5 separate regions of the Homo sapiens genome follow, and all the other regions are linked to region 1. A link is a contact called in ENCODE Hi-C or POLR2A ChIA-PET data. All regions are on one chromosome and are shown on one strand. The core of a region is the stretch at or near the end of the contact, and the rest is flanking DNA. Distances in the headings are between cores, read along the strand shown. Region 1 holds the start of ATP9B (ATPase phospholipid transporting 9B (putative)). Region 2 holds the start of TIMM21 (translocase of inner mitochondrial membrane 21). Region 3 holds the start of CNDP2 (carnosine dipeptidase 2). Region 4 holds the start of ZNF407 (zinc finger protein 407). Region 5 holds the start of PTGR3 (prostaglandin reductase 3).

Region 1 (4,481 bases), core at 1,304-3,803:
ACTGTCAGCTGTTGAGTGAGGCTGAGGAGATGGTGTTGTCACTGTCAGTTCTTGAATGAGGCTGAGGAGATGCTGTTGTCACTGTCAGGTGTTGAGTGAGGGTGAGGAGATGCTGTTGTCACTGTCAGGTGTTGAGTGAGGGTGAGGAGATGTTGTCACTGTCAGTTCTTGAATGAGGCTGAGATGCTGTTGTCACTTTCAGGTGTTGAGTGAGGGTAAGGAGATGCTGTTGTCACTGTCAGGTGTTGAGTGAGGGTGAGGAGATGGTGTCACTGTCAGTTGTTGAGTGAGGGTAAGGAGACAGGAGACGGTGTTGTCACTGTCAGTAGTTGAGTGAGGGTCAGGAGATGGTGTTGTCACTGTCAGTTGTTGAGTGAGGGTACACTGTCAGTTGTTGACTGAGGCTGAGGAGATGCTGTTGTCACTCTCAGGTGTTGAGTGAGGGTGAGGAGATGGTGTTGTCACTATCAGTAGTTGACTGACAGTGAGGAGATGCTGTTGTCACTGTTGGAAGTTGAGTGAGGGTGAGGAGAAGGTGTTATCACTGTCAGGTGTTGAGTGAGAGAGAGGAGATGGTCTGTCACTGTCAGATGTTGAGTGAGGGTCAGGAGATGATGGTGTTACTGTCAGTAGTTGAGTGAGGGTCAGGAGATGGTGTTGTTGCTGTCAGTTATTGAGTGAGGGTGAGAAGACGGTGTTGTCCCTGTCAGTAGTTGAGGGTCAGGAGAAGGTGTTGTCATTGTCAGTTGTTGAGTGAGGGTGAAGAAATGTTGTTGTCACTTTCAGTTGCTGAGTGAGGGTCAGAAGATGTTGTCACTGTCAGGTGTTGACTGAGGGTCAGATGGTGTTGTCACTGTCAGTAGTTGAGTGAGGGTGAGAAGATGCTGTTGTCACTGTCAGTAGTTGAGTGAGGGTGAGGAGACGGCGTTATCACTGTCAGGTACTGAGTGAGGGTGAGGAGATGGTGTTACAGTGCCAGTGCTGTGAGAATGAGATGGTGTTATCAATATCAGTTGTTGAATGTGGGTGAGAGATGGTGTGAACAGTGTCAGCGGCTGAGAGTGAGGTAGAGAAATAATGGGTGAGGCCATTGTCAATTAGGAGGCCATTGGCGTCTTTTGAAAGTAGTTAGTGTCTGTGGAGTGGCATGTATTCAGGTTACATGAAAAGCAGCTGAGAAGCAAACTGGCAATCAGAGTGGCAGCAACAAATTAAGAATATTCATATTCATAAAGACCATTTTTTATAATGAAAAAGTAATACATGCAGATGGGGGAAGATCACCTGAACCTTGAGAGGTGGAAGATGTAGTGAGCCGTGATCAAAACATTACACTCCAGCCTGGGTAACAGAGACCCCATCTCCAAAAAACAGAAAAGAAAAGCATTTATAAGTTCATGTTGAACAGTGTTTCAAACACATAGACAAAATTTATATGTCATGAAAATGGAATATCAGAAAAACATTGTTTAAAAAAACACAAAGTGAGTAAACCATTAATACGTGAGGTGAGCGGTGCATCAGCTTGCCGGCTTCCAGCTGCAGCGGGTGATGGAGGTGGAAGGGAGCTGTCCTCGGGACAGGAAATGAAACAAACCCAACCAAAGCCGTGTATTCGTTTATTCAATATCGTTTTGCTTTCTTGTGTAGACTGAGGGTGTAAACCTCGTTTCTGACAGTCGCCTATAGGACTTTTCAGCAGGCTGTGGGCCTAGAGGTGGGGGATGTGGAATCAAGCTAAAGACCCAGAACCAGAGAAAGAAGGAAGCAGCAGTGAGGAAGCAGGACAAGAACATCTCGGAAATTCAGCCCGGCGCGGTGGGCGCGCCTGCAGTCGCGGCGCTTTGGGGGCCCGGGCCACGTAGCACGACCCTGCCTGTGAACGCACAGACACCAGCGGTTCCAAGGGCGCGGGCAGGAAGCGGGCACCGAAGGCAGGCTGGAGAAGCGCGGGGCGGAAGCAAGAAGCCGCGCGGCGAGGAGGGCGCGTGGGGCCCCACACAGCCATGGGGCGCGCGTACTACTGGCAGCGCAGGCTCTGGACCGCTAAGGAGGCCGCGCGCGCCCACGCGTGTCCCCGGCAGAGCTTCCAGGAGACGGCTGCGAGGCCCTTCCACCCGCGGACCAGAGCGCGCCGGGTCGAACCACGACCCACGTGCAGGCCCTCGCGCGCTACCGGAAGGCCAGCCTGTGGCGCACGCGCGCCCCGCCCCGCCGATCGGTGACGTCATCGGGCCCGTCACGAGGCGGGGGCGGGGCCTCGGAACGCGACGCCCCCCGTCCCAGCTTTAGCCACTCGTGACGTCATTGCCCGGACTCCACTGCCTCCTGCGCCGCGCTTTTGCCACCCTGGGCACGTCATCGTGCGCCGACGCCAAACGAGGGCGGGGCCTAGGGACGCCACACCTTCCGCGCCGCCGCTCGTTACGTCATCGGACCTCGCCGCTTGGCGGAGGCGGGGAAGGCCCGCAGGCGGCGCCTCAGCCGGGGTTGGCGCTGAGGGGAGAGGGCGGGGAAAAGGTGGCGAATTGAGGGGAAAGTGGGAGGGGCGGGAAAGGGGCGGTCGGAACATGGCGGACCAGATCCCGCTTTACCCGGTGCGTAGCGCAGCGGCGGCCGCAGCCAACCGCAAACGCGCGGCCTACTACAGCGCCGCGGGGCCCAGGCCGGGAGCCGACCGGCACAGCAGGTAACCGAGGCGGCACTGGCCCCGTTCCCCGCCGACGCTCCCCGGGGCCCCCAGCCCACCGCAGGAACCCGGAGCCGGGCGGGTCTGGGGTCGCTACCGGCGCGCCCCATCTGTTCGCTGGGAGCCGGGAGTCCTTGGCGTTCTGAGCGCGCCGCAGCTGTGGCGTCCGCCGGTGGTGAGGGCCGCGGGCAGCTGCCGGGGCGAGCGGCTGCATCCCCGGGACGCCTGGGCCGAGCGTAGGAGCCAGAACGGGAGCAGAGAACCGCGGTCCAGTGTTGAGGGGTGGCTGCTCTCCTAAAGTAAACGGGGATCAAAAGTGCTAACTTCTCGGATACTTCAGAGTCTCCGAAACTTGTTCTTGTAGCCCTGTGAATTGTGAAGGTGACGGATGTAACTTTTAATTGCTTTGTTAAAAACACACTTCTTATTGAAATGACTTCTCTTCGACATTTCGATATCTTTGCTAGGCACACTTTTTGTTTAAACATATATATACAAAGTGCTTTTTGTCGACAAGTAATTTTGCTTTTACGAAAGGGAAATGGGGTATTGAGAACGGTTAACTTGTTTAGTGGGGTCACAGGTTAGCAGTAGAATTAGTGTACAGACCTTTCATACTCGAGATTGCATTTAGCTCATATTTAACATTTCTCATTCAAAGAAAAGAAAATTTTAAAAAGTGTTGCTTCTTATAGTTTTTGAAGTTTTATTCCAGAGGAATTGTCGAAAACATAATTTCACTCAATATGTAGTTGCTTCAGAATTTGAGTTTTTGAATAATTTTTGTTTTCGGCCATTTGAGAGACTAACATATAGCTCAAAGTACATACTGGAATGTTATAACGCTGATTTGAGTGTTTACCCACTAGCGATTTACTCTCGGGTAACTTATTTAAACTCAAGCCATGGTTTCCTCATCTGTAAAATGCTGGATAATATTTTTTCTTACGGGATTATTGGAGATTACAGTAGAACATGTGTAAGGTGCCCTTTTTTCAGTGCTTGGTTGGAAGTGGGTTCTGGTGTTACCTATAACAGTAATTGTGTTAGTAAATCTGTTTAATTTTAGGAGTTCTTTAGTTGGAAATGTGCCACCTGTTTCAAAATAGGTTTCCATCACAGATTGAATCCATTTTTGCCTCATGTACTTTGAAGCACTGTCATGTGGTGCACGCACATTCAAGATTTTTTGTCATCTCGGTGGATTGTTCCTTTCATTGTTAATGTTCCTCTGTCTCTGGTAATTTTCTTTGCTCTAAAATCTTTATTAGATATTGATGTCGCCATTTATGCTTTTTTTTGGATTAATGTTTGCATGGTATTAGCTTTCAACTTACCTATGTTGAATTTGAAGTGAGTTTCTTGTTGGATCTTATATTTTTTATCAACTATGCCATTCTCTTTTGATTGGCATATTTACACCATTTACATTTACGATAATTACTGATATGTTAGAATATAAGTGTGCCATTTATTATCTGTGTTCTGTTTCTTCTGATTCTCATTCTGATTCCTGTTTCTTTTTTTTTTTTTTTTTGCCACTTTTTGGGTTACTTGGACACTTTTTTGGTATCCCTATAGTGTGTTTGAGATTAGGTGTTGGTATAGTTTTTACAGTGCTTGCTCTGGGTATTACAATATACAAATGTGACTTATCACCATGGTGTATTGCTGTATTTCACCACTTCCAGTCAAGTGTGGAAACCCTTCTTTCACTTAGGTCCTCACTTTAAGTATCATGTCCTGGGTATCAGATGGTGTTACAGTTTTTGTGTCAGTCATCAAATATGGT
Region 2 (4,481 bases), core at 881-3,380, 4.9 Mb before region 1:
CATGCCAGGCATAATGACAGGCCCTCTAATTATATCAATCCAGGAAGTTCACTCAACTTACAAAGGATAAAAGATTCATCATATAAAAATCATTCTGCTTCCCCCTAATAGAGCACTATGTAAAGACTAATTTTAGTAATAGCAGCAAATTGATTAAAAGTTCAAGTTTCCTATTTAAATTCCTGCTTTTTCTCCTACATAAAAGAATTTTTGCAGGCATTGTCACCATTCTATTTGTGACAAGGCTTGTGGTATGTCTAGCATTATAGGTATTCAATTAAGAACTATTATCACAGCACTAAGCAACAGGGCTGGGCTTCTGAAAACAGGTAAGTGGAAGTAATGGAGACCTAGAGAGGACACAGGACATAGTTCTGGAGATTCAGGGGGAAAAAACAAGTAGTTCAACTAGTATGTAATAGACTCCCTTTGTGTGCTTAAACATAGACCATTGGTTTATTAGAAGGCAAAATATGCATGACTTTCCCTATTTATAAATCAAGGAGTCTTACAAGCAGAAAGATAATCCTCAAGAATGTAAACCATTCTTGGCATTATCCCTCCATCTGTAAACTAACTGCAGTGATGGGTACACAGCTAGGGAACAGCTCACGATATAATGAGAGGGATTTCATAAGGTACCATTATGCATGCTGATACTTCTGATGCACTGGCTCATTTTACTTCTTCACGCTGAAGATGCTTCTGGAAAGCAGATGAGCAAGACCTGGCAATGTAGATGGCAACTTAGCCTTGACGTTGGAGGTGCAGAAAGTGCTGCCCCCCACCCGCCAGACCAACCTGCCTGCCCGAGGTATCTGCTTGGGGGATGAGGGTGTCAACTGATAAGGTTTTGATGAACAGACTCTACTTCCCTAAGTTGTAAGGTCATGAAAAACACGAAGGGAGATTCTTGGTTACAGAAGAGCGAAAATACGAAGGCAGGGGCGGAGCACACGTGAATTTAGGGCACGCATCCCGGAGAAACGACCTCTTGGACCTGCACCTGTCCTGGCAGGTGCGCGCATCCCCGGCCACAGGCGCCGCAAGAAAAAATATTTCCCCGAGAGGCTACTCTATTTGTGTCATAACTTAGGGTACCCCACGTTGCAGGGTAGAAAGGATTTCCTCCGGTCGTTCTTCCATACCCTTCTCACGTTGAAGACGGCCACGGGCCTTGCGCCAAGCTGGACGAATAAAATACACGGTGAAGAGAGCGGGGCCGCGCAGTGACGGGCTTCCCGCCAGGGGACCCCACCCGCAGGCCCTACAGTCACCTGCACCCAAAGGCCCTGGCGCGCCCCCGGGCCGCGCCACCGCCCCTGCTGGGCCCGCGCAGCGTCTGGAGGCCGAGCCAGTGCTGCTGCAAGATCCGACCGCGTCCAGTCGCCATAGAGACAAGGAGTTCACCACAGGACCGCGCCAGGGCTGAAACGAAGAGTGCACGCACCGCCCCCACGCCCGCACGTCGCCACACCCCTTATGCGCATGCGCGCGTGAGCAAAAGTAACGGTATGCCCACCCTTGCGCAGACGGCACCGCGCCAGACACCCGCTCACAGAGCGGGCTTCTAGAAACTTCCGGGCCTCGGCTTCCTTACCCACCCCTAACATTCTGCCGCCTAGGGCGCCAAGCCAAGTTCGCGGCTTAACCATTTAGGAAACCGGTGCCTGCTTTGCAGCGGCCTCGTTCATCCCCACTTGCTGACTCTTTATTGTCCAGTTTTTCTGAAAACACAGTAAAACGCAAAAACTAAATCATTTGCCCACGCGGAATTGGCAAGACCACAGTCCAAGGGGGTATTTCCCACTGTGCACAGTCCTCTCTATAAGGATCAGGAAAACACGTAGATTGTAACTGCTAATTTGGCTTTTGCAAGTCCCGCCTGAACCACGTAGGGTGGGTGGTACCAATTCCCCCACCAACACCCCACTTTCCGCCGCTCCAGGGACGCGCAGCGTCTGCGCCGACGCTGGGCGCGGAGGCGTCTGGGGGCGCGGGAAGGACCTGCGCCGTGCTCTGGCCGCCTTGAATTGTGGGAGATGTAGTCTCTTTTGCGCGCCTCTTTGCCGTATCCCAGTTAAGAGCGAGGTTTTCAAACTACTATTCCCAGGAAGACGGGGGTTTCCCAGGTGACTTTGCGAAGGCATGGCGGGGACACTGTGAATGTCAGCCCAGAAGGTGATCAGAGCCTGTTAATTAAAATGGAAAGAAGACAGAAGGGAAGGTAGACATCAGGTTCTCCCTGGAGACTTTTCGTTTTCATTTACGCTGCGGAAACTGACGTTTTTGCCTAACACCCCATGTAATGTAAACGTATAGGCTTGAGTACGTGTCCGGCCGCATGTGTAGTGAACCCTAAAGCTTTCCTAATTGTAGTTAGCATCGTCCCTAAGCGGAACGATTTTCCGTGAACATGATTTGTACTTTTCTACGAGCCGTACAGTATACGGAGAAGCTGCACAGGTCCTCGGCAAAGCGATTGCTTTTGCCATACATCGTGCTTAACAAAGCGTGCTTGAAGACTGAGCCCAGTTTGAGATGTGGGCTTCAATATCAAAAGAAAACGCTGCGACCTAGATGTATTCTTGGAGTCACCCAGAAAACCATCTGGACGCAGGGACCGAGCCCCCGAAAAGCAAAGGAGGATGGCAGCAAACAAGTGTCTGTGCACAGGAGTCAGAGAGGGGGAACCGCCGTCCCAACATCACAAAAAGGTAAAAAGGAGTACTTTAATGATTGGGCTTTCAACAGACATGACAAGAGCTGCCAATGCCCTTTTATACCAAGTTCACTGCTAAAGGTGAAAAAGCAATTCACATGAATTTTTAAAAACCGTTTAAACATAATTTAGAACTAGAACATATAGATCTACAGTTTTCTTCACAGATTGGAACTCAGATGTGAAAGTTGATCTTGAATTTGATATAACTTTTTTTCATTATGTTTGGGAAATTTTTCTCAAGTTATATTGGCTCTGTTACATATAATAAAGAGTAATTGGATAGGATAAAAAGAGAGAGAGAGAGATTATTGACTCATAACTGGTAGGGAAAACTTTCACATGTTACCTGCAGTAATAGAAAAACATAAAATAGGGAGGATGGAATGTAAGTTGTCAGGGAAAGTCAGAGATGTATTCACAGATATTTTAAGATTTTTTTTTAATGTCTTCATTTCGCATGTGATTTGTAGGAAAAAAAAAGACAAAGCAATTTAGACCGCCATGATTATACCACACGAAGATGACTATTTTTAACATTTTGCACTTTCATACACATACCTTTTAATAATTTTTAACCCAAAAAATTGGATCATACCAATTGTTTTAGAGTCTGCTGACTATGCCAAAAACCTAGCTTTTCATTCATACTAGTTCAGCACGAAGGAACAACCTGTATGCAGAGGTGAAAGGCATAGAAGTGGCAAACAGCATGTGCATCAGGTCATCTGGCTCAGGCAACAGTGCTCATGCTTGCACTGCACACCAGGCCTGCTTAGGGACCCCTTCCCTCATCTGCACCCCATTCAGACGTGACAGTCCTTGTGGCTGAGTGAATTGATGGGAGCAACATTCCCAAATATGGAATATGCTGCGTCCAGAATTCAAACAGGCCTATGAAGCATTGTGGTAGGAGGTATAGGGTACAATTGTCTTTTACTTGGGAGGGCATGTCTTGGCACGCCCCAGTGTAGCCCCACGAGGTCGGCTCATGTGTTGATGAGCCTCTGCATCTTTGTTGGACCCACCTCTCACACTTGCAGCTTCTCTGACCAAGCCTTCTAACACACTTGCCACTTGTTACTTATGGGCTCTAACATGATGGCATAAATATAGTAGACAAATGTGATATTCTCCTGAATGTCCAGAACAGCATTATTCAAATAAAACTTTCTGCATAGAAATGTCCTATATCTGTGCTGTCCATTTGGGTAGTTCCTGGCCACTTGTAGCTATTTTGAGCACTTGAAATGTTGCTAAAACTTGTGACTGAAGAACTGAATTGATTTAATTTTAATTAATTTAAAATTGAACTGAAATAGCCATGAGTGGCAAGTGGCTACTGTATTAGACAGCCCAGGTCCAGAAGGTTTCAGTCCCTTAAGACTGTTATGATAGAGGGTGAGAGAATTAGCAAATCCTGGGCAGGATCATAAACATACACTGTTATTATCTGTTTCATGTTACTACAGACTACTGCTGCTGCTTCTGAATAGAAGGCGTTCTTCAAAGCAATGGCCAATACCATGAGATTGTGTTAATGCATTCCCCTGTAAAGTTACCATTTGTGGTATTACATGTGTACCCCGGCTGCCACTTGGTTGAGTTTGCAGTTAACCACTGTCATTCTCCAGCACCTATTTGTGTTTTGTAAAGGAAGACTGGTAAATTACAAGGGACCGTGATGGGGATCGCCATGCCTGTATCTAAGGTCTCTAAGAATACTCTGCCATTCCCCATAGATGTGATATCATTTTTA
Region 3 (4,481 bases), core at 1,083-3,582, 4.6 Mb before region 1:
AGGGTCTCCTGTTCCTAGGAGTCCTGGTCCCTGCACAAGGATGAGTAATTAACACTCATGAGGCACCTTCTCAGTGCCAGGCATTGTTCCTGATGCTGTATGTCATCAACTCTTGAAGCCTGGCATGCTCCAGACAAAGGGACAATTTGAAATGCCACATGGTATCACTGGAGGACAACTCCTTAATCAAGGACACTGATCAGGTACTGACTTAACATTGTTCCCAGGGGAATAATGACAATTAACATATTTCCAGGTAACAGGGTTCTATATTAAGGGTAAATGTTGTGTTTTGTATTTTCTTAACATTTATTCAGATTCATAGGAGAAACATGTTCACCAACTTCTTCAACACTGAGTACTGCAAATGCATTTTCATGTTTTCACTTGGACTGAAGCATCTGATTGCTCTAAAGTTCTCAACTACTTCTTTGCTCATTATTTATTCTTACCTTGAGCCTATTAAATTTTGGTAACAGTAGTGTGTTATGGCTTCTACTCTAAATCACTTCTTTTTGCTATATACATATGTGTGTGTGTGTGTGTGTGTGTTTTGTTTTTTTTTTTAACCAAACCCTCTTTTCAGCAATAATCTCATTTATGGATACCTGAACGAATTTATTTAAAAGCCCAGTAGATATGATTAAAGGATGTATCTTCCACCAATGTTTACTTTTTGCAATGTTTGCAAAATGTGTAATATAGTTTTTTCTTTTTATCATTCATGTACAATAATTATTATGAGAATTTAATCCAGAAGAAAAAATGTTAATACTTAAAGCTTTTTGGTTATAGCAAAGTGTCTATGGCCATACCACCCTGAACATGCCTAATCTCATCTGGTTATAGCAAAGTAAATATTAATTTAAATTTTTATCATAGTCTGTTGTAGAGAAATGATTAGGATATGAGTAAGACTATTAAGTATAAAAATGTTACATTTAACAAAATTCTATGAGGGATGTGGAATAGAAATAAAAAATAAAAGAGGAGGCAGGGATGGGGGGGACGGGGTGGCTCACGCCTGTAATCCCAGCACTTTAGGAGGCTGAGGCGGGTGGATCAGTAGGTCAAGAAATCGAGACCATCTTGACCAATATGGTGAAACCCTGTCTCTACTAAAAATACAAAAATTAGCTGGGTGCGGTGGTGCGCACCTGCAGTCCCAGCTACTCGGGAGGCTGAGGCAGAATGGCTTGAACCTGGGAGGCGGAGCTTGCAGTGAGCTGAGACTGGGCTACTGCATTCCAGCATGGCAACAGAGCAAGACTCTGTCTCTAAATAAATAAATAAATAAATAAATAAATAAATATAAAAAGAGGAAACAAACCATGTAAATTTTAAGGGAGGAGACAATTTTAACATTTTACTTTATGTGGGAACGTATACATCTCTTACAACTATTAAATTCATTTTTAAAAAATAATAACTCCCGAGCCATCACTCCTTAAAGAATGTGGTAGTGGTACAAGTTTAAAGAAAGTCTTTTGAGAACACTCTATTGGAAAAGTGAGCAGACTAGGGAATAACAATTTTACCCCCAAGAATTGTTGTTAAGATTAAAAAGGAAAGCGCTGTCGCAGACGCTCAAACACGGTGCTGGCTCTGCTTCCTTCATCAGTTCCTAGGGTCATGGGACACAAATACTAAAATATTTCCACTACTGGTAACGATGCTGGCGAACGCTTTCCTAATCCAGTTCAGACCGACCTCTCATTGGAGCTTGTGTGACCCGCAGGAGTCCGTGCCCCGACTCCGCCGGGACTGAAACGCAACGGAAAGTGCAGTGCTGGATGCGCAAGGGAATGGGAGCGTCGTGGGACCTCCGGAGCCTGGGAGATCAGAGGGTGGAGTCAGGGCCCCCTAGTTTTGGACTCCATTGCCGCACTGCAGGCGACTTCTCGGACCCCACCGTTGAAGCACCAGGCCCCCCGCCCACCCAAGAGCAACCGGGAAGCACAGCACAAGCCCACAGCTCCGGACACGCGCTCCCGTGTGCCCTGCCTCCCCTGAATCCCAACCCACGAAATCTCCGCCCCCTCGCCACGCCCACATCCCCGTCTACCGTCGGGGAGGGGCGACGAGGCGAAAGCCTTGTGGACCAGGCCGGGATTGGTGGGCGGGACGGAAATGGAGCTGGGAGAGGTGACGTCACCTTCCGCACCTGGCTCAGGGCGGAAATGGGGCGGGGAGAGAGTGACACCACCCCTCTGCCTGTGGCTGGATTGGTGGGCGTGGCGGGGGCGTGGCGATGCCTGCCCTCCGGACAAGGCGGGGTTGGTGGCCAGGGCGACCGCGGGGCGGGCCAGCGCCGGGGGTCGTGGCCGGGACACGTGGTACGGAACCGGCGCCGCGCTTGCTGCTGGTAACAGGGCCTTGCCTAGTGGGCCTTCCTTCCCAGGTGGGTCTTCCTGATGGACCTTCCTTCCCGGGTGGGCGCCCTGAGCTGGGAACGGGCTGGGCGGGGAGGACCCGGGTCAGCGGCGAGAGTCACGCCTCATTCGTGGGGGAGCGTGGGGCGCCCGGCCGCAGCCAGGCGGGAACAATGGTGTCCGGGCTGTTCCCGAGCGCGCGGTCGGGGGCGGAGGCCCGTGACGGCCATGGCCCCGGGGCCTCTCGCACCTCCGGGCCACTCGTGTCCCAGCAGCGCCGAGCGCGTCCCCGGTACGCAGGGACAAGCTGGGCGGCGCACTTGGCCTGAGCCTGCGTGGCCCTCCCTGGTGGAGTCGAGTGGAACGACCCGGGTTGGAGATGGGGTTGCGGGGAGCCGAGCGCTGGTCAGGCCACACCCCTCCCCAGGGGCCTGCTGAGAACTCCAGCCTTTCTCCAACGGATCCCTTTCCCGGAGACCTGGGGTGGGGAGTGTGGCGGGACAGAAGCCTCCCAGGTTCAAAGGGCCCTGGACAGCGTCCCTAGCTCCCGCCAGCATTTGAGGCAGCGTTTAAGGCTATAGGAGGAAGCGTCTGAGGGGAGACAAAATTCCCATGCCAGCTTGATGGTCTGGGGCAGGTGTCTTATTCAATTGGCTTCAGTTTCCTCATCTGTGAAATAGAGACAATATTTGGTCCTCACAGACAGGGCCACCAAACCAAACTCCCCACCGCCTGCCAAGGTCAGATTCCGTAGATCATCCAAGCATAGACTGCAGGAAGAGGCGGAGAACCCGGGGCCTGCTACCAATACCTTCCTTGTCCCTAATGTTTGCAGGCAGGAGTGGAGGAAGAGAAGTCCACATTATGCTTAGGGATCAAGTTCTAGCTTGGGCAGATTGGAGATTCTTTTATTGGTTCTTAATCAGACATGAAGGTGTGATTCAGTTATTTGTGTTATATATGCCTTCAATTATCAAGGGACAGGGACTGAGATTCTCAGAACTAGAAGACTCATTTGTGTGTACTACTGACGGTTCCAGGTGCCACAGCAATTTCTCCTGCCCTCCACTAGTCTCAACATTTAAATCATGTTACTCCCTTGCCAGGCATGGTGGCTCATGTGTGTAACCTCGGCACTTTGGGAGACCAAGGCGGACAGATCGCTTGAGTCCAGGAGTTCGAGACCAGCCTGAGTAACACGAGCAAACCCCGTCTCTACAAAAAATACAAAAATTAGCTGGGTGTGGTGGTGCGCACCTGCAGTCCCAGCTACTTGGGAAGCTGAGGCAGGAGGATCATTTGAGCCTGGGAGACAGAGGTTGCAGTGAGCCAAAATCACAGCAATGCACTCCTGCCTGGGTGACAGAATGACAACCTGTCTCTAAATAAATAAATAAAGTTACTCCGTATGAACTTTAGATTTTTAGAGGGGAGTGAGGTGTCATTTAAAAGGATAATGCTTTTGCTTAAATCAGCATACTGCTTTTACCTTAATTAGTGGTGTTCTCCAGAGCATATAAAAATGGTTCCATTTAATGGCTTTGTAACGGGGGAGGTGGGGGGAAGTGAAACAGGAGTAACCCAGAAGTGTGAATGGGAGGAGAAACTGGAACCTGGCCTAGCCTGGTTTGACTGGATGAGTGATTAACAGGAGTTGCTTTTTAGCCCATCTCTGATGGTGGAACAATCTGATCCCTGTTTCCTCTCTTTTAGTGAAAGTCGTAACTTAGATAATTACAGTCATATGTTGCTTAAGGATGGGGATACATTCCAAGAAAATGCATTGTTAGGCGATTCGTTGTTGTGTGCACATCCTGAGCTGCGCTCACACAAACCTGGATGGTACAGCCTCCTACATACCTAGGCTATATGGTGTAGCCTATTGCTCCTAGGCTACAAACCCGTACATGTACCTTTACTGGATGCTGTAGGCAGTTGTAACACAGTGGTAGGTATTTGTGTATCTAAACATATCTAGACAGAAAATGAATTTTTTAGCTCCATTATAATCTTTTGGGACCACCGCTGTTGTTGATGGAAATGTTATGTGGCACGTGACTATATTTTTGAGTGACTTTAGCTACAATGCCACTGGTTAATTTGACTACA
Region 4 (4,481 bases), core at 1,021-3,520, 4.5 Mb before region 1:
CTTGAATGACATCTATGGACTCTCTCAGTTGGAAATGAGGTCAAACTGACTTCCTTAAGGTCCTGTCTTAGTAACTCAAAATACTCAAAATAGAACTGAAACATAAACTTAGATTTTACTTCACTGCTCAGGGGAGGAACATAAGTGTTAACTAAACCCCCAAGGTAAGAAAGGTAGCAAGATAAATCACCCAAAGATCACAGAATGCCCAATCCATATACAGAATTGTGCTATTGTTATTGTCAAGAAATTTATCACCTTGTCATACAACACCAACACTGTTGAAATAGCTATTAAAACACTGTAGGAAGTGCTAAATTTTCACATAAATTTTAAATTTCAAGTGAACTCTTTGAAGGCAGAACCCAGTTTTATCTTTTATATAACAGGCACCCAATAAATGTTGGTTAATGGAATACAAATAACATTTGCAGCTGGTCACTTGTGAGGAAATTGTTTCCCACATTTTTCTCTAGAATTTTTAATTAACTATTACTATTAAACTGAGTCTACATGATGGAAAAGCTTGACTCTGGAGTTTTAGGTTGAGTTCCACTTTTACTAGCTGTGTGATCTTGGAACAGTTTATTAGTCTTCTAAATTACTGTTCCTTACTGTGGATAAGAGAATTCATGTGGATTACAATCAGAATTAAACCAGATAATGTCTACAAAAAGTTTTCTATGAACTATTTAAAAAGGTAAGGAATTATCACTCGAATGTATTCTGATTTAAACTGAATTGTGTTCGAATTGGCCTTGAGTGACGATTTGGCCTAGAAAGCCTATCTTCAGAACATCACACACACACAAAAATCCAATTACTTACAATGATTTTTTTGAGACGGAATCTCGCTCTGTCGCCCAGGCTGGAGTGCAGTGGCGCAATCTCGGCTCACTGCAGCCTCCGCCACTGGGTTCAAGCTATTCTCCCGCCTCAGCCTCCAAGTAGCTGGAATTACAGGCTCGCACCACCATGCCTGGCTAATTTCAAATTTTTAGTAGAGACGCGGTTTCCCCAGGCTGGTCTCAAAATCCTAGCCTCAAGCAATCCACCGACTCGGCCTCCCAAAGTATTGGGATTACAGGCGTAAGCCACCCCGCCTGGCCAGTGATCTTCCTAAACAGAAATCTGATCACATAACTTCCCATTACAGAGTCTAACCCTAACCCTGTGCCTACAACATAGTCAAACCTCTTTAGCAAGGCAGATGACCTCAAGCAGGATTTCACTGCCTCTTTGTCACAGCACTTAACAAGCTGTGATGTATTTATTTTTATTCGTCTACACAGGTCTTCCCTACTAGATTCTGAGTTTCAGAAGAAAGGCCTCTAACTCGAGGTTCATGAATGGACCTGCACAAGGGGGCGGACGGGCTGAAGTCCTGCCTTTTTTTTTTTCCAAAAAACCCGTATGCTGTGCCGTTAACGTTCATAAAAAAGTCCTTGTCGAACGTTTTAAACAGCCAAGGTGTTTCAGCTTTAATAAAAGCTGAAAATTTGGCAATACCAAACAGGTCACCAAGCCACAGTCCGCTTCTTGGCCTCCTCTTTGGTATCAGAGTTCGGCTAGCGGCTTCCTGTGGCCTCTTAAACAAGGACCTCATTTTGGGAGCCATTCGAGAGATTTTTTCTCATCATCTAAAGTAGCATTCTCGCCTTGCACAGCTGAAAGTCATTTCTCGAAATCGGAGCGCCAGAAGCGACAGGAGCCACTCCAGGCCCGGGGGAAGCGAGCAAAGGGGCAGCGGGCTGCGTTTGCCAACGTAGGCCTCTCGGGTCCCGCGCCGTTCTGGGCCTTCTCCGTGTTTCCGGCGCCGCCCTCGGGGTCCCTTACAGAGGGCGGGAGGCGGGTGGAGAGACGGGGCAGGAAGCAGGCGGGATCGGCCTGGGAAGAACCCGTTCTGGGACCCTCTAGAAATCCCAGACAGCCCTCCCGGGCTGACAGCGCCTGCCTTGGAGCCCGACGCGCTCATCGAATTTAGATTGACTCCTTCGGCTCTCCGTTTTCCTTCTCTAAGGGAAGGGTGGGACTTCCTATTTTATCTCTTAGCGGCTTCCGGCAAGAGCTGATGTGTTAAAAACAAGACAGCACATGGGCCTGCCGGCCACTCGGATAAAAAACAAGGAACTCGACCTGGATTGTACTAAACCAGTTCCAAGATTCTGTTTTTCGGCTGTGGCGTCCGGCGCTGCATCCACTACGGAGTCGCCTTGGAAGCCACCGGAAGTCCTTCGACGGAGAAACAGGATGTCCCGCCTCTTCCTCCCAAAGGGAAGACGGTGAGCCGGAGGAGTCAGTCAGAGGGGCGAGCAGGAGCGATTCCGTCGCCAAACAGGTAAGTTATTCTCTGGCCGGGGCGGGGGGTTTGGAGGCGGGGACCGTCCAGCGTCAGCGCGGGGCCTGGGGGCGGTGGCTTGAGGGCTCGAAGCCGGGCGGCTGGGCGCCCAGAGCCCCGTCTGGGCCCTTCGCTCTTTCTCCTCCCCCCTCCCCCCGCCTCCGCCCCTCCCTGTCGCCTTCCTTCCCGACACCCGCCCAGACTCACGCCCGGACACACACCCTCGCTCGTTCGCTCACGCTGCCTCGCCGCCCTCCTCCCCCAGGCCCCAGCTGCCGCCCTGCCCTCTCACCCGCTCGCTCCGCAGGCCGGTCCCGCGGGCAGCCTCGCTCCGCGCCCTTGCGCGAGCGGAGCTCTTGTGGACACCTCGGGGCTGCGGACCTAGCGTGGCCTCGGTTTCCCCTGCCGGGTTCGCCTGTCCGCGCAGAAACAGTCCCCCGTTCCTTCGGGACGCACCCCTGCACCGAAATCGGGCCGTTCTCGCGTGCCCGGGTTGCTCTCAAGTGGAAAACAGATGCTCCCCTAGCTGCACAGCTGCAAGCTTTAGCGTCTGGTTTCCAGCAGGGGCTCCCTGGACCGCCCGCCCACTCTCGTGTCACCCCCAGGTGCCCTGGCTGCGCCGCTGCTACTCGCGCCTTCTTCCGTTAAGCGACGCTGGTGTGGGCGGGCGGAGGGCACACAAGTGCGGTGGCCGAAAGCACCGCGGTGGCAGCGAAGGGTCCTAGCCATTCCCGACTTCAGCTCGCTTTGCGCCACTGCGGGGAGACCCGCGGCTGCCTGACACCGCTGCGGGCAGCAGTGGGTTTCTCAGTAGATGCTCACCTCTTTCCAGCCAGCTAGCACGCCCTGGGTGCTTGGCCTCCTTCTGGAGTTTAAGCTGGTGGAGGCGGGGTGCAGTGGCCGCTGACCTCTGTCGGTTGCGCTGGGTTTTGAGTAGCCATTTATTTCATTGGGGAGTTTTGGAATAGGACATCCCACATCCGTGGACACACATGTAGAATACTTTTATAAGTAATTACAGTCTTAATAGTGATTTGAGTTACAGCTTTGCAGTCTATGCCTGGTGACATCCTAGTCGTAGTATGTATCTGTTTTGTGGTGAAGTGCTGGTCCATTTAGAACACTGTAGACAGGGGCCCTAACATATACTCATCAGAACCTTATTAAGAAGAGCTTATATGTCATTTGGCATACTCACTGTGCTTCATTTAGTACAGCAATCTTGTGTAGTAGGAATTATTCCCTTTTTACAAACTGAGACTCACTTTGCTATATACAAAATTACTGCTACTGGTACAAGGTAAAGCTTTCTTCTTGCGTGACATGTAAGGCAGGTGTGATAATTGCTCACAACACAGTTGCTACTGGTGCATTTTTTTTTAAACTTTATTTCGGAATAAATTAAGATTTACAGAAAAGTTGCAAACAATAGGACAGTTCCATTGGTACCTTTTAAGCAGAGCAAAGTGGCTCCACTTCAAAAACACTGGTTCTTGCTTTATGCCAAACACCCTTCTAGGTGTTGGAAATAGTAATATACTTCCCTAGAGGATTTTGAGATCTGGTTGAATAGACACATAAATAAATATATATAATACCTTTTTCTGCTTACTAAAATAGAGATGTGGGAGCACAGTGGAAGTTACGGCTGATTGATGGTGGGGAGTGGTGAAAGCTTCTTGCAGGATATGTGATTTGAGATAGGTCTCAAGGACTAGTGGGTATTCACCTGGTTGAAGGGACATTTTCCCCAACATTCATTCCGATTAGGTTTGTTTTATTAGAGTAGAACTCGCTAATCTTAATAAAATATACTCTCCTAGTTTGATTCTTCTCTTTCTCATCTCCTTTAAGAAGGTGGTTTGTATCCCAGATAGTGAGAAGAAGCCTAGTTTCTAAATCTATGAATAGGCGAATAAATTAAGCTGTATGTTTCTAATTGATAGTTGTGACTCTTTCGACTGTAGTTGAGATTGGTTTTTTAGGAATGCACTGTGGTCCTCCACTGAGCGTTTTCCTTGCTTTCCAACTCTGATGACTAGTGGAATTAAGTAATGCATTCAGGAAACATTTACCGCATGCTTGCTTTGTGCCAGCCATTGCACTAGAGTAAAATGATGAACAAGATAGTGGGGAATATAGA
Region 5 (4,481 bases), core at 142-2,641, 3.9 Mb before region 1:
CAAATTAAATGCTGCATCAAGCTACTTAGGAAGGTACATTTTGTCCTTCAGTCCGTGCAAGGGACTTTACGGTACTTTCTAGTACACAATTTACAACATAGTTACAGTCAGAACTTACTCCTCCCTTTCGATATTATTATTCAACTTGACACATGCAGCACCGTAAACATTTCGATGGGACTTTGCAGGCCTCTGCAGAGGGCATAGAGGAGCGCCTTGCCAGTCAAGTCGGGCAGCCAGGGACCCACGGAGCAAAGACCTAAGCGGGCATGGCTCCGATAAAGAGTGAGGTCCGTTTCCTCCCTGTTGCTTCGCCAGTTACTAAAGATGAGTGAGGCGGAAACACGACGGTGGGGAGCGCGGGGAATGGAAAAGCCAGAAGGTCTCGCAACAACCCGGTGTCACCTGAATGTCTGCAAAACGTGCCGGCAAAGGCAGCCATGCCCCCACCCCGACCCTGGCCCAGCTGCCCGGGACACGCGCCACGCGGCGGTCGTTAACACTCAGGGGACAGACAACAGTCACACTGCACTGACAGCACGCAGACAACACCGGCGAGGTGCACACCCACACATCCAACGACAGGCTCCGCCACTGCGAGGCGGCTGCCAACCTGGAGGGAACAGGGAAAGCCAGCCGGGTCCCAGCCTCCTTCCTCCGAAGCACGTTTACCTAAACGTCGCAGTTTGCGTCCAGGCTGCTCCCGCTCCACCCTAAAGATTATGTCAACGCAGGAACTGTGGGTGCGCGCGGGCGGCCCGGCGGGGAGCCTCCCCTTCTGGGTCCCGTCGGTTTTATTTCGGGAGCGGGAGGGGGAGGAGGGAGGGCTGGAGGAGGGGAGGGGAATCCCAAATTAAAATAACCCTCAGTTATGAGGACGTTCGGTGGCATCGGATATTCACACCAGCAACAGTCACATCACATTCGCCTTCGCCAGATGGCGGCGGGTTCAACTTCCCGGGATCTCGCAAACTCAGGCTGTGCGCCCGAGCGCGCGCCGGAGTGTGGGCACGCGGGCGGGCTGGGGACTGCGGGAGCGGCGCGGCGCGGCGCGAGCCCGGGGCGAGAACGGGGGCGTGGGGTTGGGGGGCGCCGGGCTCACCGGTTCCGGACGAGGAGGTCTCCGTCCCCGGGGAGCGGCACCGGGCAGTCCCGGCTCAGGGTGACGGCCTCGCGGAAGTTGGGGCTCAGCCGGGTCACCACCAGCTTCTGCATGGCTTGGGGAATGGCGGAGCCCTGGAAGTCCAGGAAGTGGCGGGCGTACGACATGTCCACGATGGCCCGGGCCCCGGTGGGCACCAGCCGCAGCATGGCCTGCGCCTCCGCCCGCTCTCTGCGCCGACGCTGGCCGGGGTCGGCCCCCGCCCGGGCCGCTCGGCTCGGCTGTGCTCTGCTCGGCTAGGGCGGGCGGGTCCGCCCCTCCTCCGGCCGGCGCCCTCCCCCTGGCTCCCCCCTTCCCCGCGTCGCCCGCTCCCGCTCCCCCCGCCTCCCCGGCGCCGGCGCAGCCCCCGCGAACCCGGGCGCACCACCCCGGGTGTCCCGGCCTGGGGACCGCTGCCGCCCCGGCCGCTGCTCCTTTAATCTTTTTGTTTTGGTTTGAATCTGCTCGGCGCAGACTGGCCAAGGATCCTCTCCGCCCTCCCCCTTCCTCCTGGCGCGGGAGAGGCACCGGATATCCCCACCCTCCCCGAGCTCTAAAAGCCGGATTTGACTCCTCTCGGGCAAGGGTGGCGGGGGGGACGGCGGGCAAGGGGGGACGGGGGACTCGCGCGTCCCGCGGTCGTCTGCGGCCCCGAGCCGGCGGCAGCCCCGGGCGTCCCCGGAGCTGCGCGGCGGCCGGCGCAGGCGCCTCCCCTTCCCGTGCGAAGCGTTCACTTCCTTGCAAGGTGGTACGAATCAACCCCGAGCGCGGCCCGGGCGGCGGGGCACGACCGGGGACCCCGGGCAGGGCGGGGAGCCCCTGCCGCCGCTGCCGCACGCGCACCCGTACCGACCGCGGGGCGGGGAAATGTCCAGTGCCTCCCGCTCCCCAGGCTGGTGGCTTCCTGTCCCCGGAACCCCTTGCGCGTGCTTTCTGTCCACGGTCTGTCCCATGCAAGTTGCAGGAACTAAGCCATTTTATTTATTTTGGCCTAGATTTCATGTTTTTCCATGAATGTTTTAAGTAGATCTACAAGACTGTTACAGGTTTCCCATTGGGAGAGAACACACATATAGAAAACCAGAAGGCCAAATTCCCAGAGCACAGACACATTTTAAAGTTCTACGTGGGGATGCCGAGGGACTTAACTGAATTGGAGACGTTGCACTGCTGTGTGAGGACCTCATTTTCGAACCCAGCTAGAAAGATCTGTCGTTCCATCGTGTCCGTTTTCTCCCTACTGGCGTGCATGGACCAAATGTCAATTCACTTTTTATAGAGGGGCCAAATTAAATATTTCCACACTTTTCTGTGATGAACTAAGTCCATCTTTACATTTTTATTTAAATTGTAAAATTTAATTTTAAAAATATCTTGCTTTTCAGTTACCCACGAATTACCAAAATATAAAAGCTACTCTGGGCTCCTCCCCAGCCAAATCTAACCCCCCAACCTGAGATTGCAAAAGCGACACAGATATTTTTCCCCCCAAATGTAGGACATGCTTCACCCAAGGGTAGTTTGGATGCACGTGGTTGCGTGTGTATGAATGTGCAAGTGTGTGTATGTGTATGTGTGTGTGTTGGGGGGGAACTAACAGGTTTAAAAATCTGCAGGAACTAATGTCTACTTAACTTAGAGCATATGGGTTTTACCCGGTATCAGCCAGTGGGTTACAATAACAACACTGAATGAATTCCTCCAATGTACAATCTTTTATGTTATGCTGTATTAAGATTTCTTTTTTTTGTCATATTGTTTAGCTCCGAAAAAAAGAAAACAAAGCAATTAAAAAGATTGACAGGTATGGTTTGTGAGAGACCTATTTGTAATTGTCAGGGTGACGTTGGCGAGAGGAGGAGGAGTAAAAACTGAAGCAGGAAAAGCAGCTCGATGTGTCTGTCTATCAGTTGAGACTGTCTGAAAGCTCTGCGATCCGAATGTGTGTTATATTTCACTGAAAAGAGGAGAGAGCGAGAGTGCATCTCCCTCTCTCCCAGGAGTTTGAGGGGGGGGGGGACAGTCCACGCTCATCTCGCCCACCCAGTGAATGTCTGCTCTTCACCCCCTTTGCACACACTCTCCGGGTTGTTGTTGCCTTTTTTTTTTCTTGGAGGGGGGGGTGCTTTTTGTGTATTTTTCAAATTTTTTTCTGTTGGAAGATCAAGACCGGCCAAAAATCCATGATCAAAATGTGTTTGCATTAGATTTCGCATTGGAAGAAGCGGCGATCCTGGCGGCCAAGCCCCCCGGGTGGAAGCGCGGGGCACCAAGTGGCGCTCCGGCGGGGTGACACTGTTTGATCTGTGACTGTTTGGAAGGTGGAGCAGCGCCTGACATCTCCCCCCGGCGCATGTATGTACGGGGGCTTCACTCCTCTGTCTTGTTTGCTTTCTTCCTCTTAGACTAAGTGCGGGGAGGAAAAGGACAGCCTGCATCGGCCTCGCTGGCGCACAATGAGAAAGCTGCGACCCGCGCACTAAAAACACTCGCCGCGACCCCCAAACAGCGAGGAGAGAGGGGGAGAGAAAGTTGCGCTCGGCGACTCTCGGCTCGCGGAAGAAGGCGCAGGGGAGCGCCCGGAGCGGCGCGCCGGGAGGAGCGCCCGCCCAGCAGCAGCGCGGCGGCGGGGAGGCGGCAGCATGGAGCGCGGGCCGCGGGCCGGCCCGCCGAGCGCCCGCTGCTGCGCCCGCGGCCCGCGCCGGGGATGACTCCGGGCTCGGCGCCCAGGCCCCGCGCGCTCCGCCCGCAGCCCGGCGCCGGGAAGCGGGCCGCGCGGCCGCCGCCGCCGCCTCCTGAGCGGCCCCGGGCGCGGCGGTCCATGCGAGCGGCTCCCCGCGGTCCGCGGCGCGCCCGGAGCCCGGAGCCCGCGGGGACGAGGCCAAAGTTGGGCGCGCCGCGGAGTTGCGCCCGCGCCCGGGGCCCCGCGTCCCCGCGCCCCGCGAACTCCGGCGGCGGCTGAGGCGACGGCTGCGGCGGCCGAGCAGCATGCCGAGGAGGAAGCAGCAGGCCCCCCGGCGCTCGGCAGGTAACGGGCGCGCGGCCCGCGCCGCGGGGAGTGGGCGCCGGGAGGAGCAGGAGGAGGGGGCTTCGCGGGCCGAGGTGCGGGACGTGGGCCGCGGGCCGCCCCAAGCTGGGGAGGGGAGGCCCAGCCTGCGCTGGCCACAGTCGTCTGGAGGCTGCGGTCGCCGTCCTCCCCCACACCCCCAACCTGGGCCGGCGCGTGGAGCAGAGAAAGTTCGCGGTGCTTCTCTGCGCTGCGGGAAGCCCGGATGGCCGGGGGAGGCCGGGGGCCGCGGGACGGCGGGTGCTTCTGGCTACCTCAGGAGGGGGCGTGCGC

The links. A loop is a pair of places that touch in the nucleus more often than their neighbours do. ChIA-PET counts read pairs that join two places held with the same protein, here RNA polymerase II (POLR2A). Pooled maps may share reads with other maps.
Region 2: a loop to region 1 is called in a map of CD8-positive, alpha-beta T cell, with 17 times the contacts of the local background. The contact joins the promoter of TIMM21 here to the promoter of ATP9B in region 1. A Hi-C loop is called at or near these places in 4 of 168 maps with a recorded cell type or tissue (CD4-positive, alpha-beta T cell, CD8-positive, alpha-beta T cell and naive thymus-derived CD4-positive, alpha-beta T cell), 3 of 37 single-sample maps with no recorded cell type and 16 of 50 pooled maps.
Region 3: a loop to region 1 is called in a map of naive thymus-derived CD4-positive, alpha-beta T cell, with 26 times the contacts of the local background. The contact joins the promoter of CNDP2 here to the promoter of ATP9B in region 1. A Hi-C loop is called at or near these places in 1 of 168 maps with a recorded cell type or tissue (naive thymus-derived CD4-positive, alpha-beta T cell), 4 of 37 single-sample maps with no recorded cell type and 14 of 50 pooled maps. POLR2A ChIA-PET finds 5 or more read pairs at or near these places in 1 of 52 experiments (activated CD4-positive, alpha-beta T cell).
Region 4: a map with no recorded cell type shows a loop between it and region 1 (15-fold over the local background). The contact joins the promoter of ZNF407 here to the promoter of ATP9B in region 1. A Hi-C loop is called at or near these places in 2 of 37 single-sample maps with no recorded cell type and 13 of 50 pooled maps.
Region 5: a loop to region 1 is called in a map of ascending aorta, with 9 times the contacts of the local background. The contact joins the promoter of PTGR3 here to the promoter of ATP9B in region 1. A Hi-C loop is called at or near these places in 1 of 168 maps with a recorded cell type or tissue (ascending aorta), 1 of 37 single-sample maps with no recorded cell type and 13 of 50 pooled maps.

Annotation. Positions count from the first base shown.
Region 1 is chr18:79,066,841-79,071,321 of GRCh38, forward strand. It overlaps ATP9B (ATPase phospholipid transporting 9B (putative)), which reads left to right and starts at 2,554. Exons shown (of 30, transcript NM_198531.5): 1 at 2,554-2,689. The coding sequence starts at 2,571.
Region 2 is chr18:74,146,393-74,150,873 of GRCh38, forward strand. It overlaps TIMM21 (translocase of inner mitochondrial membrane 21), which reads left to right and starts at 2,131. Exons shown (of 6, transcript NM_014177.3): 1 at 2,131-2,717. The coding sequence starts at 2,417. It overlaps FBXO15 (F-box protein 15), which reads right to left and starts at 1,442. Exons shown (of 10, transcript NM_001142958.2): 1 at 1,278-1,442. The coding sequence starts at 1,393. RefSeq lists a silencer at 1,172-1,321 and enhancers at 2,012-2,131, 2,162-2,211, 2,292-2,381, 4,125-4,481.
Region 3 is chr18:74,494,031-74,498,511 of GRCh38, forward strand. CNDP2 (carnosine dipeptidase 2) reads left to right here and starts at 2,333. Exons shown (of 12, transcript NM_018235.3): 1 at 2,333-2,401. RefSeq lists enhancers at 1,619-1,888, 2,446-2,958, 3,342-3,441 and silencers at 2,159-2,668, 2,799-2,848.
Region 4 is chr18:74,595,600-74,600,080 of GRCh38, forward strand. It overlaps ZNF407 (zinc finger protein 407), which reads left to right and starts at 2,271. Exons shown (of 9, transcript NM_017757.3): 1 at 2,271-2,338. ZNF407-AS1 (ZNF407 antisense RNA 1) reads right to left here and starts at 2,236. Exons shown (of 2, transcript NR_024484.1): 1 at 829-2,236. RefSeq lists enhancers at 2,047-2,256, 3,047-3,266 and a silencer at 2,357-2,656.
Region 5 is chr18:75,207,748-75,212,228 of GRCh38, forward strand. PTGR3 (prostaglandin reductase 3) reads right to left here and starts at 1,392. Exons shown (of 2, transcript NM_175907.6): 1 at 1,103-1,392. The coding sequence starts at 1,311. It overlaps TSHZ1 (teashirt zinc finger homeobox 1), which reads left to right and starts at 3,050. Exons shown (of 2, transcript NM_001308210.2): 1 at 3,050-4,169. The coding sequence starts at 4,130. RefSeq lists silencers at 866-1,041, 1,067-2,106, 4,044-4,363 and enhancers at 897-1,827, 2,867-3,161.